Regions from separate parts of the Mus musculus genome. Here region 1 is linked to region 2. A link is a loop called in an ENCODE intact Hi-C map of the cell type or tissue named here. Cell type or tissue: left cerebral cortex. All regions are shown on one strand. Links, peaks and the distances in the headings refer to the core of each region. The heading gives the core; the rest is flanking DNA.

Region 1 (2,914 bases), core at 106-2,605, 120 kb after region 2:
TGTCTTTCTCTAGAGTTCTCCACCTTATCTGTTTTTTCAGTCAAGGTCTCTCACTGAACCTGGACCTCACAATGTGTGACCTGGTGGTGGTTAGGGTACCTGTGGCTCCTCTGTGGACACTGCCCATCCAGGATCTTGGGGACAGGAGTCCGAATGTCATGTGGAGGAGGGACCAGCACAGAAGGCAACAGGTGCCAGTGCCAGGACTTGCCAGTGAGATTGTGGTGTGGGACTGGTCTGTCAACAGCAGGGTGCTATTTATACAACTCTATCATGATTCATGTCTCCTGCTTAAGTACGTCAGTGCCTTTAGAGCACAAAACATGGTATTTTAAAATGCTTTTATGAGTGGGGTGTGAAGGTGGGCTGGGGAACCTGCTGTTAAACCCGGGCTACAGCCCAGAAGTGAAGTTCCAGAATTCCTGAACCGGAGGATTGTGTCACAGAGCCACAATACACACACACACACACACACACACACACACACACACACACACACACACACACACCATGCAACAAAACCTAAACACTCAAGAAACAAAACAAAACAAAAATCACAAGTCGGGCTGGAGAGATCGCTCAGCGGTTTAAGAGCCCTGGCTGCTCTTCCAGAGGTCCTGAGTCCAATTCCCAGCAACCACATGGTGGCTCACAACCATCTGTAATGGGATCCTATGCTCTCTTCTGGTGTGTCTGAAGACAGCGACAGTGTACTTGCGTACATAAATAAAATCTTTTAAAAAAAAATCACAAGTTGGGTGGTGTCTTGCTCGTTGCTCCGTGTAATCCTAGCTGGACTGAAACTCGCTATGTAGACCAGGCTGGCCTGGAACTTACAGAGATCCACCTGCCCCCTGCCCTGCCTCCTGGGTCCTGGGACTAAATGTGTGTGCCGCCACACCCAGTAAGTATGGTTTCTTTAAAATTACCGTCTGATGTAGACGTCTCATCTGTGTGAACCACCTCGCTGGCTGCTTCACACCAGCGAGCCGGTTTCTCTCTGAGGAGATTTGGGTCTCTTTGCTTCCTAGTGTATTTTTGGAGCGCCATAAGTAGGCTTGCTTCAGAGGCGCCCATTCTGATCTCTGTTTTTTTCCCCCTCTGGTATAAAAACCAGTTTGTCGCTCAGTCCTATAAATACCACCTTCCCCTCAGCTTCCGGGACTACATGTGATGAATCTAACAGACCTGTGTTTCCCTCAGCATTTGCCTTTTCTTGTTTGACTTTCCTCTGGGGACAGCCTTCCGGGTGATTTCTTCAGGACACCAAGAGGCCCAGGCTTCTGTCAGCCCTATTTTTTCATGCAGAGGCATGGGCACTTCTCCGGGTATCTTTTCCTTTTGAAGTAGGGGTTGGGTGGGGGTCACTGTCTAGAGAGTTCCCTATTGTGCACTGGCTTAATTGGCAATGTAAATAGCTTGCTGTTGACACAGCCTGGAAATGGCAGCTTCTAACCAAGATGAAATTGGTTATAGAAAATGCAGGCACTTCGAGCTAGAGTCCATATTCCATCTACAGTGTCTGCATATCTGACTGCCTATCATCCCTGAAAGCTCATAACATACCCATCAACTCTTTTCCTTTATCATGACATCGCTATTCTATGGAGCTTTACTGTGTGTTTAACAGGAACCAGAAGTGTTCTAGGATTCCTATATTATTTTACACTTTGAAAGACACCAGCATCACCTTTCATCACCTGACTGAGGCCTACCAAGATTAAGCCACTTGTAGCCAAGTGCAGCTAGAATTTGAACATGGGTGCTGTTTTAGTTAGGGTTTTATTGCTGTGAAGAGACACCATGACCACAGCAACTCTTGTAAAACAATTTTTAACTGGGGCTGGCTTACAGTTCAGAGGTTTATTTCATTATCCTCGTTGTGGGAAGCATGGTGGCATGCAGGCAGACATGGAGCTGGAGATGTAGCTGAGAGTTCTATATATGGTTCCTCAGGCAGCAGGAGGGGGCTGTGAGCTGCACTAGGCATGGCTTGAGCATCTGAGACCTCAAAGCCCACCCCCAGTGACACACTTCCTCCAACAAAGCCACACCTCCATTAGGAACTACCTCCTATGAGGTTCTGGGGGCCATTTTGTTTCAAATGCCCACAGGCCACCTCTACCTGGAAGGTGAAGAGTTTATTACTATAATGTACTGGACGTTGAGATTGGCTGGATGATCATGTACTATCCTGTCAGTCTGGGAACAGGCCTGGAAGGTCTCTATCCCTCACCCTCATGCATATGACACAGGTGTAGAGCTCTCCCCTGACCATCTTCCTGTCCCAGCTCATCAGATCCTCATGCAGAGCCAAGTTTGCCCATAGAGTTGCACCCAACCTTCTCTGCCAGGCCCACATCCACTCTGCATAAAACTCTATACAGACTGCATCAGGAGATCTCGTTAATGACATGGTCCGGATGCTCAGTCATTTCCTCAGGGGCTGTGGGAGCTGAGGGCCAGGGTTGAACATACCATACTTCTAGCCTTTTCTAAGAAGGCCTGTGTGTTCCAGGACTACCAGATAACCCACCATCACAATGATGATTGAGCCACGAGCAGAGTCTCCTATTCCACTCAGCAGGCATCAACCTCTCGGAGGACCTCCCAGGGTGGCAAGGTTCTATCAGCCTCAGATCCATTTCCAGCCTTGCAGTTCCTTGGTCTTCTTGCTTGGGAGAGGCTGGTGACAGTCACTATTCTGGGCATCCATGGAGTGGACACTCAGGACACGCTTAGATGGTCGCTGGTAGGGGTAGGCCTTGTAGCCCACCACTTAAGCTTTCCTCCAGCCATTCTCCCTTGCTTCTTGCTCAGTTGCTGCCACGAAAGCCCCACACTATCCCCAGAATTAAGGAAGGGAAAAACCATCTTACAGGCACCAAACCCCTCACAGCACACAGCCCACTCT
Region 2 (2,914 bases), core at 144-2,643:
TTTTTGAGACAGGGTTTCTCTGTACAGAAGAGGGTGTTTGATGTCCCACCCATACATACTCTGTCTACTCCTTTGAGGCAGCTTGGCATGTGATTGCTGGGATCCAATTCTGGTCTTCATGATCACACAGCAAGAACCCTTAACAACTCAGTAATCTCTCCTGCCTCTGCCTTCTGGACACTCCCAACAGGGATGACAGGCATGCACCACCAAGCCTGGTTTATGCAATTTTGGGAATTGAACCCAGGGCTTTGTGCATGCTAGGTAGGACTATACCACTGCACTGCATTTCAGCCCTGGAACTCTGTTCTTTCTGTATGTGGATAGTCGCTCTAAGCTGTTTGGTGATACACTGTTCCTTCCCCTAGTGTATAGCTTGATATCTCTCTCTCTCTCTCTCTCTCTCTCTCTCTCTCTCTCTCTCTCTCTCTCACACACACACACACACACACACTCCATTATAGGCTAGGGAGATGGCATTCCTTTCTGACCCCAGCTCTTGATAGGTAGAGACAGGAAGATCTGAAAGGTTCATGATCATCTTCTGCCAATGAGTTCAGCAGTGAGTTAGAGGCCAGCCCTGGCTACATGAGACTTTGTCTCAGAAACAGAACCAAAGAACAACAAAAAACAAAAACAAAAAAACAATTGACTGCATGATGTGCCAACAGCAGCCTTGTCCTTAGAGATGTTTACCTTGGAGCTGGGTACTCAGGAGGCAGAGACAGGTAGATCTCTGAGTTCAAAGCCAGCCTGGTCTATACAGTGAGTTCCAAGACAGCTAGGGATGCACAGACAAACCCTGTCTTTAAAACAAACAAATAAACAAACAAACAAAGGATGTTTGCCTGAGTTCCTGGGGGGATTGTCCATCTAGGTTCACTCCTGTACACTCCAGCACTCTCAGTGGCTAGCGACACAGTTCTCACATGTCTCTGCGTGTGAGTTGTGACCCACAACTGTCCTGTGTGAACTAAAATATTCAAAGAAAAGCCGGTGGATGTGTTGTGTGGTTCCAGCCTGCTTGTCCAGGCAGACCTCCTCACCGGCTGCTGGGTGGGCTGTGCCTGCTCAGCTTCAGCACCCGCTCTGTCCTGCCCTGGGGCTGCCGACTCCTTCTTTGGGAGGAAGACCCATGCCCAAAGGGTGCCTGTTGATTGTGACTGAGAGTCAGAAGTGCCCATAGGCTCTTAGCACACAGGAGAGGCCACAAGGTCTTCCACCATGGTGGATCTAACCTGGATTTTTTTTTTTTTTGGACCGTGGCAAAAGCTGCTGCTGCAAGTGGACAGAAGGGGGCAGTGTGGAGGCAGGGTTGGAGAAGGAAGCTTGGCAGGCACAGGGCTCTGGAAGGCCACTCCCTTGACTAGGACCCTGTCAGTCATCAAAGCAGCCCTGTTACTAAAATTGTTTTTTCCCTCCAGAGGGAGACACTACTAATATCTGCCCCTCCTCCTAAGGTCCCAATGATGCCACCAAAGTTCACTCTGGGGCACCTATGAGTTTATTGGGCTTACTCACAAAGCATAGGCAGTTGGGGAAGAGGGGGTTGCTGGCAGGACTGTGGGTGCTTCCTAGCAAACGGCTGCATGAAACAGGAGGATAACTTTCCCACAGTTAAATACATGTGGCACCCCTCCCCTATATCCTCCAGCCCCTCCCCCAACTCCAAGACCCCAAAGCTCTGTGCAATTAAGAATTAGGGAACACAGATAGGGATGGCTGGACACTTGGGTGAGCGTCCCATGACTCTCCCCGTTCTCTCTGTCTGTGAGAAAAATGTTAGTCATCTACATGCCCAGTTGTGACCATTTGTTTTGTGACCAGGCTTAGCAGAACTCCTGAAGATGGCAGCAGGTTTGGGGGACAGGTCCTGCACAAGTTCCTGGTTTTGACGGCAGAGCTGAGAAGGGAGGTTCACAGTGGTTGGCCTCTTTTTGGGATCCCAGGGAAGGCAGAACTCTGTCCCAATCCCCCCCCATCCCCCACTCTCTGTGCCATGTTCCTTCCATGTCTAACTCCATCCCCACCCCTCCCCCCACCCTAGACCCCTAACCCCTGACACCTGCCACCTCTGCCTTGCAAAGCTACCAGCCTTCATCTGCCCTCCACAGATTTGACTGCATTTATGGGGAAGAGGAAGCGGGGAAGAGGGCTGGGTTCAAAGCCTGAATTTAATTAGCCTCTGGTTCCTCCTCAAAACAGTAGGTGAGTCACTGACACGGGCAGAATCTGACTTGTGAAATCAGGTCCCATCTCTGCTGCCCAAGCTTGACAGATGGATCCAGTCTGGCCAGGCCTTAGAAAAGTCTAGTACTGGCTAGAGAGCAAACTTCGACTGTTCTTCGGGAATGCCGAGGCCACCAGTACAACTGGAGATTGTGGGGACTGCCTCCTCCGGAAAGTCTTCCCTCCCTGACTCCAGTCCTGCCTCAGCCTGGGTCTGGCGGCGGCCTCTTCCCAGGCACTTAGTTTTCCTAGGAGAAGCATAGCCTGGAGCTTGTGACATTCCTGTGCTGTTGCAGGGGTTCAGGGGGCTCCCCTCAGAGTCACCAACATCCATCCCTCAAGAACATGCCAGGAGGAGGCAGGCAGCATAAAAAGAGAACACAACGAAACACTTTTCTTCTCTAAGCTCTGGGTCTAACAGGAAATACAGAGGCACGGAGTCTAGGCGTGCAGAGGCTGCCAGACAGCCTCCCATGGAGCCTACACACAGCGCCATGGGCTGCGATTTCCATCACATTTTGCAAAGGAGGGAGCTGAGGCTGAGCTGTCCCTCCCAGCTGGGGAGTCAGCAGAACTAAGGGTGACACTTCCCTCTTCCTCCTAGCTGTCGGTATGTAGGAGGAGGAAGCCCTCTGAACTTCCTCTTTGGCTCATGGGGAAACTGAGGTTTGTAGCAGGGGAGGGG

The links. A loop is a pair of places that touch in the nucleus more often than their neighbours do. Peaks named below come from ENCODE experiments on the same cell type or tissue, not always from the same donor. Only the 100,000 strongest peaks of a DNase experiment are listed, where the experiment ranks them.
Region 1: it touches region 2 in a loop (3-fold over the local background); 2 of 42 quality-filtered maps call a loop at or near these places.

The regions. Positions count from the first base shown.
Region 1 is chr15:84,871,438-84,874,351 of GRCm38, reverse strand. No RefSeq gene overlaps it. Among named protein-coding and RNA genes, the nearest start is that of Phf21b, 17 kb to the right of the region's middle. In left cerebral cortex, for the core only: no CTCF peak of the experiment used is centred there; DNase peaks (open chromatin) are centred at 310 and 1,091; H3K27ac peaks cover 1,531 bases.
Region 2 is chr15:84,994,565-84,997,478 of GRCm38, reverse strand. The region is part of intron 3 of Gm39558 (a long non-coding RNA gene); the gene reads right to left. Among named protein-coding and RNA genes, the nearest start is that of Gm39558, 8.0 kb to the right of the region's middle. In left cerebral cortex, for the core only: a CTCF peak has its summit at 1,297 (motif pointing right); a DNase peak (open chromatin) is centred at 1,318.